3 separate regions of the Homo sapiens genome follow, and all the other regions are linked to region 2. A link is a contact called in ENCODE Hi-C or POLR2A ChIA-PET data. All regions are on one chromosome and are shown on one strand. Each heading gives the region's core, a stretch centred on a gene start or an enhancer-like site at or near the end of the contact. The rest is flanking DNA. Distances are from core to core; before and after follow the strand shown.

Evidence for each region. Hi-C counts contacts between places; a loop is a spot of excess contacts on that map. ChIA-PET counts read pairs that join two places held with the same protein, here RNA polymerase II (POLR2A). Pooled maps may share reads with other maps.
Region 1: a loop to region 2 is called in a pooled map, with 2.7 times the contacts of the local background. The contact joins the promoter of SH3D21 here to the enhancer-like site in region 2. A Hi-C loop is called at or near these places in 2 of 168 maps with a recorded cell type or tissue (CD4-positive, alpha-beta T cell and Calu3) and 6 of 50 pooled maps. POLR2A ChIA-PET finds 5 or more read pairs at or near these places in 22 of 52 experiments (A549, CD4-positive, alpha-beta T cell, GM12878 and 16 more).
Region 3: a loop to region 2 is called in a pooled map, with 2.3 times the contacts of the local background. The contact joins two enhancer-like sites. A Hi-C loop is called at or near these places in 1 of 50 pooled maps. POLR2A ChIA-PET finds 5 or more read pairs at or near these places in 3 of 52 experiments (activated B cell and activated CD4-positive, alpha-beta T cell).

What each region holds. Positions count from the first base shown.
Region 1 is chr1:36,305,090-36,309,164 of GRCh38, reverse strand. SH3D21 (SH3 domain containing 21) reads right to left here and starts at 2,797. Exons shown (of 16, transcript NM_001162530.2): 1 at 2,741-2,797; 2 at 2,410-2,567; 3 at 2,260-2,323; 4 at 1,880-1,998; 5 at 1,558-1,648; 6 at 1,340-1,395; 7 at 1,202-1,247; 8 at 956-1,056; 9 at 690-776. The coding sequence starts at 2,744. THRAP3 (thyroid hormone receptor associated protein 3) reads right to left here. Exons shown (of 12, transcript NM_005119.4): 12 at 3,808-4,075. RefSeq lists enhancers at 1,897-1,946, 1,749-2,549 and silencers at 2,047-2,486, 2,707-2,756.
Region 2 is chr1:36,159,150-36,163,288 of GRCh38, reverse strand. The region is part of intron 1 of MAP7D1 (MAP7 domain containing 1); the gene reads right to left. Among named protein-coding and RNA genes, the nearest start is that of MAP7D1, 5.1 kb to the right of the region's middle. RefSeq lists enhancers at 848-987, 1,855-2,094, 2,245-2,294, 2,136-2,913. Within about 2 kb of position 1,253, at least 32 of the 41 ENCODE cell types and tissues checked have a DNase peak (open chromatin) inside an H3K27ac peak, as active enhancers do; they include CD4-positive, alpha-beta T cell, OCI-LY7 and endothelial cell of umbilical vein, where a contact is called at or near this core.
Region 3 is chr1:36,349,260-36,353,470 of GRCh38, reverse strand. All of the region lies in intron 6 of STK40 (serine/threonine kinase 40), which reads left to right. Among named protein-coding and RNA genes, the nearest start is that of EVA1B, 28 kb to the right of the region's middle. RefSeq lists an enhancer at 3,915-4,044. Within about 2 kb of position 2,675, at least 28 of the 41 ENCODE cell types and tissues checked have a DNase peak (open chromatin) inside an H3K27ac peak, as active enhancers do.

The sequences.
Region 1 (4,075 bases), core at 1,548-4,047, 140 kb before region 2:
GAGTACCAACATAACGCCTTAAGTGGAAAATTCCACACCTGACCTAACTCATGTGACAGGTCTCAGTCAAAATTTGTTTCATGCACAAAATTATTAAAACTACTGCACAAAATCACCTTCAGGCTATGGCTTAAGGTGTATATGAAACATAAATGAATTTCGTGTTTAGGTTGGGGTCCCATTCCCAAGCTATCTTTTTTTTTTTTTCTTTTTGAGATAGAGTCTTGCTCTTGTTGCCTAGGCTGGAGTGCAATGGCACAATCTCGGCTCACTGCAACCTCCGCCTCCTGAGTAGCTGGGATTACACATGCATGCCACCACGCCCAGCTAATTTTTGTATTTTTAGTAAAGATGGGGTTTCACCATGTTGGCCAGGCTAGTCTTGAACTCCTGACTTTGTGATCCACCCGCCTCGGCCTCCCAAAAGTGCTGGGATTACAGGCGTGAGCCACCGTACCCGGCAGCTATCTCATGTATATGCAAAAATTCCCAAATCCGAAACACTTCTGGTCCCAAGCCTTTTGGATAAGCGATACTCAACCGGTATTAGAATCCAAAAGGAGCCCCCACATGTCTAGGTCCACCCTCATTTAGTGACCCTCCAGCTAGGTCCGGAGAGTGCCCATGATCCCCACCTTTGTCCAAAATAGCCTGCCCCTGCCACCTGAGTGTCTTGGCTCTGTACTCACTGGGGGTGGTGGGAGTACAAAGTTGTCTGGAAAAACTCCTCTTCGTCCTTGACACTCTCCTTCCCACCAGCCCTTATCCTCTGTGGTCTGGAAAAGAAACACGCCAGTGGGGAGGTGAGCCAGGTCCCCCAAGGTCCTTTCCGGGGTCCCACTCCTTCTTATGGATATAATTTCAACGTTTATTTTAGATTCAGGGGGTACATGTGCAGGTCTACCCTTTCTCAACACCGGCTTCCCTGGGCCCCCCCACCCTGTTCGTCTCACACCTTGCTGAGTACTTTTACCACGTCCCCCCTCCGCAGCGCCAACTCGTCTGGGGCCTCAGGCTGGTAGTCAAACAGGACCCTGTAGACCTCAGGGTGGGAGACTGGGAAGAGGTCAGTCCACTGTCCTCTGAAGCCAAGCCTCCCCCATCCATCAGCAGCCCCCACCTCCATCAGCCTAGCTGGCCCACCAAGTCACAACCTTGGGAGTGGCTGAGGGAGTGGGGGACCCTTTGGATGGGTGCTCACCTGTCTGCAGGTAGTCTGGAGGGCTGTCATAGGCCAGGCTGCTCAGCTAGTGGGGGAAGGGGCAGGGAGGAACTAGATGAGCCTCCAACCACCCCAAGAGGAACTCACCACCTCTGTGCCTACTCTGAGCCAACTTACCTTGGGAGGCCGCTGGGGACCAGGGCTGACTGAAGGCATGTCTGGGTTACCAAGGCCTAGTGGGGGACAGTGAGGTTAGGGAGGGTGCTAATTCACAGGTTAGGTCATGGGAGAGGGTCAGAGGGGTCACAGGGTCAGGATATGTGAATCACAGGCTCATGCCACTGGGAGGGTCATTGGAGATTGCGAGTCACAGGGTCACAGAGTCGAGGTCTCACTTGGGGGCCCACTGTCCAGCAATTCCACAAAGTTGGATGGGAAGGCTCCCAGCTGCCCGTTCTTCTTCCCCAGCCACCAGCCGTCCTCAATCTGGGGAGAGGGGAGGACGCAGAGGCGTCTGGTTCTGCCCCAAGAGTCCCTAGGATAATCTGCCACCCTTGGTTCTGCCCAAGCGCCCCTTCCTCCCTCCTTCCCTCCCGCGCTTCCCCGTATCTGCACCGTCGCCATTCCCACCGTCCACACCCTCACTTCCCACCCCGCTCACTAGGGAGGCGCGTTCCATCATCCTCCCCCAAACGGTCCCATCACCTCACCCCTCACCTCCTTTATCATTTCCACGATCTCCCCAGCTTGCAGCTTCAGCTCGTCCGCCTGCTCTGGGCTGTAGCTGAAGTTCACTTTGCACCATCTTTGGGGCCTCGGGTGTTTGGCAGGATGACCTAGCACCGGACAAGCGCGGCTGAGCTCCAGTCGGACGCCCCAGTCAGAGGAGCTGGGGGAAGCGCAAGGCGCGCACGTAGCCTTTGGTCCCTCCAGCCCCGCCCCAGGGCGGAGCATTGCACTCGAGAACCAATCACAGACCGCAGGGCGGCCCCGAGGTCCCGCCCAGAGCCGCGCCCGTCACTAAGAGCCGGAGACGCCGGGGTCGCACTGGCTCCGTGCACCCGCCCACCGGCGCCCGTCCCCGCCCTTGCGCTCACCTCGGCGGCGCGCACAGCGCGGCCTCCGCGCCTCTCCGGAGCCCCGCAGGGTCTCTGGGATCTCCTGGGAATCAGGGCACGGGGAAGGCGCTCTCAGCTCCCGGGGGGCGCGCGCTGAGACCCCACAGCCCGCCCCTGGCTCGGCCTCACCTGCACCAGGCGCTCGGGGAAGAGGCCATAGCGGCCCCCAAACTCTCCGCGAAGCCAGCCCCGCGCGGGCACCCAGCGCACCTGCCGGACCACGTCCCCGGGCGCCAGACTCAGCTCGTCCTCCTTCTGCGCGCGGTATCCGGCCAGGACGAGGACTTCTGCGGGCGGAAGACGGGGCCGGCGTGCGGCTCAGAAAGGCCCAGCCGGGCAGCCTGGCTAGGGCGGGCGTGTCCCCAAGCACCGTAGAGGGCAGCGGGGGTCGGGGGGTGGTGTGGGCTCTTGCTATGTCCACGGTTGCAGAGAGAGGCCACCTCAAAGCCTCCGCACTTACCCATGGTTTCCGGGGCGCCCTCCAGAGCCTGGCAGCTCCCTCTGACGGCCGAGTACTGGGCCCGCGCAGGGTGCGACCTGAGGCAAGACAGTAGGGTAAAGGAGGCGTAGCCGCCAGCCGATAGGTCGGGCCAGGTGCTGGGAGTGGGTGTGGAGAGGGGGCGGCCCGGCTCAGCAGGTCCGGCCCCCAACCCCGGGGTGAGGAGGACTCCAGGGTCTCTGGCCTGTGCAGCGGTCACAGCTCCGTCACAGGTTCTTCCGCCCACCTAAATTTTAGGCCAGCCGCCTCTCCCTTTCCCTCAGCTTTTGCCCGGAGGCTCCCAGCTACAATTTGCACAGAGCCTTTCCAGGCCCACCCTTCCCCAGCTCACAAGCTTTTGGCTTGAGGGGAAAAGGTGGGGAGAGGCACATACCAGGGTGGGGCCCCCCAGCAAGTAGCAACCGCTCTAAACCGGCCTTGAGTGAATGAAGTGGCTGCCCTTGTACCAGCAATAGCTTTGAGTGGACACTTCCAGTCTGCTTTCCTTCAAGGCGTACTCCTCTCTGGCCCCGTACCCACTCTCTACCCCCATATAGGAAGGACACAGCAAAGACCCCTGCTTTGGGGCCAGAGGTCTAGTTTGGTTTCAGAAAACACCTCCAGGTTTTCCCTGGGAGTTAGGCCGGGAGAATGAATTTTACCAGCTTCCAAGATTTCTGCTCACAGTTGAGTCCCCAGCCGGCAGGAGTCTGAAGGTTAGGGCCCACCCTATGGCCAGTCCATGTGGGATAGGCTCTTTCAGGTAGAAGGCTGAGCCTACTAACCACATCCCTTGATCCCTGCCCCACCACCATGATGAAGGAAGCCAAAGTCCTTGCCTATGACACCAGTGGAAAAAATCTGTTTCTCCTGGGGTGTCCAAGGTACACAATGCTCCTCCCAGGAAGGACTGTGTCTGTCTGGGACTCCAGCAGCCTGCGCAAGGCCCCACAGGCCCTTTGTCTTTCAGGTTTTCTGAAACTGCCGTGGGAAGTTATCTACCACCCTCAACACACACACACACTCAGGATGACAATGAACAGAACCCGTTTACATCTGCCACTTCATTTATTTTATTTGCAGGAGGAGTTGAAACAAATTTTAAGGGAGATTTTCATTTTCCCCCTAAACATGAATCATTCAAGTAAAACCAACTTAACTATAGAAATGTAGCAAAGTAAGGGGAAAGCAGCACAACAACGCAAGAGGCAAAGGCTGGGGGGGAGAGGTGGGTGCAGTCCGCATATAACATATGCATAAATGCCTTATGATTCACCTGCTCAGGACCGCCTCCCCAGAAGGCAAGCACAAGGACCC
Region 2 (4,139 bases), core at 4-2,503:
ATTTATTTCTTGGCACAAAGAGCATTAGCAGGGCAAAAGTGCAGTGGTGGGTTGCATTGTGGGGTCAAAAAGTCCTGTCTTCCTAAGAGCTCCAAGAGGGGCTGTGCCTGGGGTCTGCAGAAAGATCAGGGCCAAGTCCCTCAGAGAGACTGTCACATGTCTCAGAATACTAACACCCCATCTCCACCCTCTGAGAGCTGGCAGTCCTTTCCTTTTGTCTCTCCCTCCTCCCACCCCAACAACTCTTGTTGGGCCAAATATTCCTCTCACAACACTGATAACTCAGTCTAGCTTTTCTGTTTGCCTGCCACCCCCTGCCCTTGTCAGTGTGAGAGCTTATCAAGAGAAGAAACTCAGTCTTAGTCCTTTTTGCAGCCCCAGAGTCTTATACAGGACCTGCCTGGCACAGAGTGGGAGTTCTGTGTCTGTTTAATGAATGTCCGATGGGTGGGTGGGTGGCTGGGTATGTAGATATGTGGGTGGGGGTACTGTAGAAAGCTACCTAGCTAGTGTGTATTTAGACCCTCAAGCTGCTCCAAAGCTTAGTCTCTCTAAACACTAAATGTCATGTTCATCTCAGAACCTGCATGTCCCCAGCCAGTTTCCAGGCCCAAACTAATTTACTGAAGCTCTAACATAAACCAAGCACTTTCCCTATCCCATTTGATCCTGATGACAATCCTAAAAGGAAAGTTCTATGATGGCCCCCATTTCACAGGTGAGAGAATTTACTCAGACAGATTAAGTGGATTGTTCATGCCAGTGTCAGAGGTAGGATTTGAATCCAGAGTTGTCTGATGACAAAACCCTTAAAACCCTTATGTCATGCTGTTTCTGGTAGGCAGTCACATTACCCCGCCCTGAAGCTCCTGCGTGTTCTCTGAAGAAGGAAGTGATTCCGTGGTTCCCCCAGGGAGACTTCCCCCACAAAAGTGAAGGGTGCAGGTGGGGCAAGCAGGCACTGAGCTCAGAGCACAGGAATGTAGGGAAGGCAGGCTCCTGCCCAGGCTGGCTCCCAAGAGGCGGGAAGTGAGGTAGGGGAGAACAGCCCACCTCCAGGGGCAGCGAGAGGGAGTGCCTGGGTGAGGGCTGGTTGTGGCGTGGGGGGTGCACAGACAGCACCTCAGGCAGGAAGCATGGGAGAGGCAGAGGCACGAGGCCGAGAGAAGACAGAACAGAGATCAGCACCTCTAGCAAGAGCCCTCCTGGCCCTCACTGCAGATTCCTAGGTGACAACACTAGAGCAGGCGAAGACAGAGGCAGGCAGAGGGCAGAGACACATGGGAGACAGACGTGCACACAACAGAGACAGACACCAGACAATGTAAACAGGGCCTGCACAATGGCGAGAGACAAGACATATTCTCCTCTCTCTCTCACACACACACACACACACACACACACACACACATACACACACACACATGCAGAGGAAACAGACTTACTGGGATTCAAAACTCTACACATATCTGAGACACACAGATGTACCCACAGAGTACGGGGCCAGGTACCTCCTCTAAGAAACAGACAAAGCCTCAGAGACACACACAGCACACAGAGACACAATGTCCCCGGAATATTTATACAGCGTCATCCAGGTCACTTCTGCTCCTTCTGAGCAAATTATTTCCCTAGGCCCAGAGAAAGTCCGATTAACAGGAGCAACAGCTAATGCTTTTGTCAGGCACAGCTAAACACATTAAACTCATTAGTTCATTTAACCTTTGCCATAATCCTATGAGGTAGATATTATTACCCCATTTTACAAACGAGGAAACAGGTTCAGAGATTAAGACACTTACTTAAGCTCCACAGCTAGTGAGTAGCAAAGCTGGGGTTTGGACCCAATCAGCATGACGGTCTTTACCCTGCCTGCATCCCAGTGGGGACAGCCTCCTGGGTTCCCTCTCCTGGAGAGATCTGGGCTGGGAGAATAGGAGGTCAGTAGAAAGGGCAAACTCTGGGGAATGCCTAATTGTGGGGCCGGGAGAGGAGGGACCCTTAGGGGGCAGCATTATCCCTGGCCTGGACAGAGCTAAGCCGGCTCCGAGAGGGAGTGCCCTAGGAGAGGGCAGCGTGCTCCAGCAGTTGGGCAGTGGGGCACTGGGACCAGGCCACCGGCTTCTGTGGGTGATAAAGCCGGGAACCCGACTGAGACTACAGATCTGAAGGAGCTCTCTGGCCCGGCTGGCGGCCATTGTTCCCAGCCTCCAATCAGGAGCACCCACTTCCTGTTATTTTAGGCGGCAGGAAATGACCCCATCCCGCAGCCTGGGCCCCACCACATCCCTCCCTCAGCCCCAGCAGGGCTGCCCAGGCTGTTGCCCAGATGCTGAAGGCAGAGGCCCAACCTCAGGCCAAGGCCTGGAGATGCCCCCCCAGCTGGACTATTACCACCACCTGGGTCCGGGGCCTTCCTCCTGGTTCAACTGCTTAGGCTCCAACCTGGCAGGCTTCCCAGAGGACCCTGGGCTCTGCTGGGGCTACCTCTGCCAGCCAGGGAAAAGATTATGGGGTCCCCAAGACCAAGATGCCCACACAGGCCAGTCACGGGAGGGAAGCAGGCCAGACCTTGTCACTGGATAGCTTAGCCATGATAATTCAGCTTAGAGGTTTAGGGCACAGACTTCAGAGTCAGACAGATTTGAGTTCAAATCCTGCCTCTGCCAGTTGCTAGCTGTGTGACTTTAGGTAAGTGATTTCATCTCTCTGAGCCTCATCTGTAAAATGGGGATAATGCTAGTCCCTACTCATGAGACTGTGGTGAGGAACAAATGAGACAATGCCCGTGACATGCTGAGCATTGTGCCTGGCACAGAGAAGGCCCTTAATGAATAGGAGATAATAAGTCAGAGATAATTAATGGGAAATAACTTGGTTCACCGGGGAGTCTCTACCTGGCTCACATCATCTCTTACAACTGCTGAGGAGCGCTAGTAAGGGCAGCAGTACCATGTTCCCTACACCCTCCCAGGCTCTCTGCTCCCTTCAGGGCAGAGCTGCAGCTGAGAAGTGGTGGAGGAAACACTGAAGGCTGTGCCCCTGGGTGCCAGGCAGAGATACCACCAGCCAACAAAGCTGCATTATCTGGGTCTGGCTAGTTGGCTCCCTCACTAGCCCCAAGGCCCAGCAGGGACCTAAGGACATGGGTCCCAGCTGCCCTGTGGCCTAACTTCCAGCCTGGGTCAGACCTGAGACCTGACCTGATGGCCCTCAAGTATGGCCATTCTAGTCTGGGCCCAGCTTTCAGTCCCTTCCCTCAGCCCTTCCCCACTATCATGTTAGGAAAGGGGACCTGAGCTGGCCTAGTATCCCTTCCACCTCATTTGCATATGCGTGACTGCACATTAGGGGCTCATTAGAGGCCTCATTATTGGGCCCACCAGCCCAGGAAGGGACTAGGAAGCTGTCATTGGGAGGTGCCAGCCAGCTGGCTGCTGGATGTATGGCCACAGCCCACTGCGCCAGTCTCACCAACGTCTACTCATCCTTTCAGATCCACCTCAAATGCTGCCTCCTCCGTGAAGCCTTCCACAAGCACAGCCCACTGCACACTAACACCATTATACCTGGTTTCCCTGCAGTGAACACATCTGCCTTCCTCGCCGCGTTAAGAGCTCCCCAAGAGTCAAAACTCCGTCTGATTCACTTCTCTGCCGTCCACATAGACTACACCGAGCTGGCATAAGGTGGGGCATCAGCATGGGTGTGCTGGATAGCCGGTTGCACCTGTTTCTTGGGTCTTCTCTCCTGTTCCCACTGTTCCACTTCAGGTATGGGGCCCCTCCGTTCCCTGGATACACCCTAGCTCATGTCTGCCTAGAACTCCCCTCTCCGCTGCCTTCTTGTCCTATACTTACCTCCTACAATTCTAATCAATCACATCTCAGGCTTCTGACGGAATTAAAAATAATGACAAAAAACAAATAGCTAGGCTGGGGGTGGTGGCTCACGCCTGTAATCCCAGCGCTTTGGGAGGCCAAGGTGGGAAGATCACGAGGTCAGGAGTTCGAGACCAGCCCGGCCAATGTGGCAAAACCCTGTCTCTACTAAAAATACAAAAATTAGCCGGGCGCGGTGGCAGGCGCCTGTAATCCCAGCTACTCGGGAGGCTGAGGCAAGAGAATCGCTTGAACCTG
Region 3 (4,211 bases), core at 1,426-3,925, 190 kb before region 2:
GGACACCAAGCACGGCCCTGGTTTCAGGTTGTCATCCCGCCTCGACAGAGGGTCCTGGGCCTCTTTGGAGTGATCTGGGACAGTGCTACCACTGTCTCACCATGTTAGAGGGACCACCAACCATGTAGGAACCCAGGACCAGCAGGAAGTGGGCCCACTCTGTGGGCTACCATGATCCTTGAAATGCAGGGCTGAGAAGGGCACATCTCCCCCACTCCGCCCCCACCCATTATTTCTGAGCTCCCCTCTGTCACCTCTCAACTCGGCATTGAGCAGGTTGAAGGGCTTACAAAGGCAGCCTGAATCTCACAGCAGAAGTGTTGTGGTGGGTGATTCATTCCATGATGTGGCCAGCCCAGCCCAGGAAGGGCCCGAGGCCCACTGTCCTCTAAAGAGGCCAAAGCCACAGTGGTCAGAGGAAAAGAAGCTGCCTGGAGGTTGGCCTCCGGGGAGGGGGCATTGCCTTGTGCCCCATCTCAACTGATGGGGAATTACTGCTGGGGGTTCCAGATCCCATAGCTCCAGCCTGAGAGGCCATCGGGACGATGCTGTGCACCTCAGCTGCTAAGCATTCTCCATCCTTCGACTAGCACCACCTGGTGCTGGGGCTGCAGACAGAAACGCTCAGTGGTTCCCACTACCCTCTGGAGCCCACCATCTGATGGTGTACTGACCAGAAGATGGTATCATGTGTGGAGGACTGGCGTGCAGAGGGCAAGGGACATGTGGAGGGACAGTGGCTGCCACCTGAGTCAATTCGTGAAGGATGAGTTGGGATTTGCCAGGCTGAGAAAGTGAAGGGATGAGAACCTTGCCCTGCTATGCTCTGCAGGGGGAAGGGAGGGAAACAGGAAATTCCAGAGCTGCTTGAACCCTGGACTGGCTGAGTGAGTGAGTTGAGGAGGACGGAAGCAGCACTGACATGGGGGTCAGACCTGGCTCACTTCCCAGTGCCACTTCTTCGTTATCTTGGAGACCGTGAGAGTGTGGTCCTCTGGGTACTTACTGATTGAATTCATATATTGAGGTACCAAGCACTTCTCTGAGCTTCCATTTCCTCATCTGTGAAAGTGAAGGTCATCCTGGCTTCCTGGGAAGATTGGCCTGAGATGCAAATCAGTGGGTGTGAGGCTGCGTAATATGATGGGGTTTGGCGCATCACGGGCACACCCCAGTGCTAATGTAGCCAGGACTGGAGAGCCTGTCGCTGAGAGACAGGAGAACAGGACCCATGGGCTCACATCTCTGGAGATGAGGCCTGCTGCATGTTGAGTGGCCAACGAGGACACCCCTGGTGAGGGCCCAGCGGTCCCCCAGCCATAGCTCTGCATCATGAGAGGAGGTGGTGGGGAGCCCCGAGCAAACCAGCCCTGGGCTGTGGAGAGCCAGTTGTCATAAAGTTGGGAAATTGGGTCCTGCCCCTTCCCCTGGCCCTCTCTGGGGCCTTGGGCCAGTCCCATCCTGCTGTGGACTACAGGCTTACTGTTCACAAAGAGAGAGCATATTTTTTGGGCACCTAAATCCATCTGGCTGCAGAGCCCATGTGCCCTCCAGCTGGACTAGAGAGCTCCCAGACCTTCCACAGCAGCCATTCATTGGCTGTAAATGAACATCCCAGGGTTGTCATGGGAACTTGCCGGGCTCATGCCTGCTAACCACACCAGCACTCCTGGCCCTTTGTGTCACTGGGGGATTTGCTTCCAACTCTCACTTCCCCAGGGCCCCTTGGTCCTGGGAGTGTAGTCGAGGGGTCGCACCTCCCTGCATACGCCGGCGTGGCTGTAGCAGCTCTGCTGTGAGTGTGAGTGCGTGCTCCTCAGGGTGCAGAATGCCAATGCCTCACTCATACCCAGTGTCCTGGTTGTACTTCCTGAATCTGATAAATCCCCCTTTTTGTGTCTCAGGGCAGACAGAGGTTCTGGCTGCCTTTTACTTGAGTCATGGGCGCTCCAGAGTGGCAGGGTAGTGTGGTGCAGAGAGACTCACTGCTCCGTGTGTGTCCTCTGGCACACCCTCCGCTCTGGGGCCCCACTCTCACCTCGTTCAGTTGACCTGAAGGAGCTCCAGCCCACTCCAGCCCCTTCCCACCCATCATGCCAGGCTATAACTCCACTGGAGCAGTAGGCGGACCAGCTGGAGGCCTTCTCAGCAGAGCAGAGAGCTCTCAAGGAGCAGACAGGGGGAGGTGTTGGCAAGGCAGCTGCAACAACAAGTTCACCCCGCTTTGGATTTTAAAAGGATCGAAATTCGAAATCCTCTTCTGGGGTTATGTGAGGTGCTGTGGGGTCTTTTTCCTTCCTCCTTTCTTTTTGGTAGGCAAGCAACATACCAAGTTCCTAGAAAAGGAGAAAAACACTGTGGCAGCCCAGAGGGCCATAGCTAAAGCGTGACTCACTCAGAGCCGATCCTACTGACACACGTCCCCTCCCTCCGTCCCACTCTGCCATTGCCCCCTCCTGTCAGGACCAGACTAGGGGGTCTGGGACTCCCGGGGAGCCATGCACCCCCCACTTGGGTGGTGGTGGCAGGGCAGGGGAGTGTTGCCAAACCTCAGGAGGACTTGGAGCTGCCCGTGCCACTTCCTGTGGAGAGACTCCAGTGCGCCTGCCGCTCAGCCCTGCAGAGCCTCAGCTGTGCCTGCCCGTGCCCTGGCAGAGGGTGGGAAAGTCCCACCAGCAGTGTTGAGTTGAAAGCTCAGCCACACTGGCATGTGCTCTCCGGGGCCTGTTGTCACACCATGGCACCTCTCCCCTACCGCCTCCAAGACAGAGTCTTTTCCTACCAGGTGTGCCAACCATCGGAGATGAGAGGACACCAGCTTCTACTATTTGCCAGGCATTGGGCTAAGTGCCCTCCATGAGATTATCTTATCTTGCTGAATCCTAACCCAGTTCTGGAGTTTGGTGCTGGGATTTCACTGTTGTACGCATGAGGAAATTGAGGTTTAGCAAGAGATTCACAGAGCAAGGAAGTGGCAGAGCCAGGACTAGGAACCTGGCTCCCAAACCCACCGTACTTTCTCCTGAGCTGTCCTCCTCTCAGCGTCTTGAGCCTCAGAGACCCACAGGATGCATTTGCAGCTTCCGCGGCCATCTCTGACCAGGGGAGAAAACCCACAGTGCCTCTGCTCTGTGGGAACCTTCTGGACAAGAGGCCCGAGCAGCCCCATATTCAGGGCAGCGGCACTGGAGCTTCAGAGCTAGAGCAGCCCACTCCTTGACGTGCAAGTGACCCTTTGCAGTGACCCTTCACCTGTGCGATCAGGCTCTAGCCGCCTGCGGGCCACCAGTCAGACTCCTATGGCAGCTGACAGGGCGGACCTGTATAGGCGCTGGAGTTGGCGTTTCCGTGGGGAATCCAGAGGACGGGCTGGCCTTTGTTTTGCATCGAGCCCTTTGCCAGCAGAATTCCCCGAGATCACCGAGGGCTCTCAGAGCCGCCTGGATGCGGCTCCCGGGGAAATCCGCCAGCAGCCACACATGCCCTCTGCCTCTGAGAGCTGATTGTAGGGAGAGGCAGCCCAAGGCCCCCATGGAGCTCTCCTTCCTGTTGTCCTCCCAGCTTCTCCCCCTAGCTTCTCCACCCAGCCAGCCGACACAGGAGCAGGGCAGTTGGGTAGAGAGGCATCCTTCCTCACTGCCTGCCCCAGTGGGCCAGGAAACCTTTCCCAGGCCTCTTAGACAGGGCCTGCCCACCCTCCCAGCCCCCAGTGTGGTGTAAGGTGTAAGGGTCCTCTCGGGGCACTTCCTTTTGTCCACATGTGAGTTTTCTCCAAAGGATCAGAGCCCAAAGCTGCCCTGCCCCACGCCTTTCAGAGGGAGGGTCTGTGATGTTCTAGCCAGGGCAGAGTCACAAGTACGAGGTAAGGGATGAGTCAGCTTTGATGGAACAGAAGGAAAAGTCATTCGGGGCCTGGGGCCCTGCCCAGGGACACATCTGGGCATGAGGCAGCTGTCAGTTGTGTGTGCAGCTCTGGGGCCCTGCAGACCTGGTCTTGGATCCTGCTCTTCTGCTCACCAGCTGCATGACCTTGGCCAAGTCCTTTCACTTCCCTGTGCCTTTGTTGTATCATCTGAAACAGGACCGTGAGAAAATCCCCCTCATTGGCCACTGTCAGTTTCTTCCTCTGCAGTGGTTGTGGGGCCAAGTGAGAACTGACATATTCCGTGGTTCGGAGGTGGCTCGGGGCCAGCCCTTGGGTCACCTTCCAA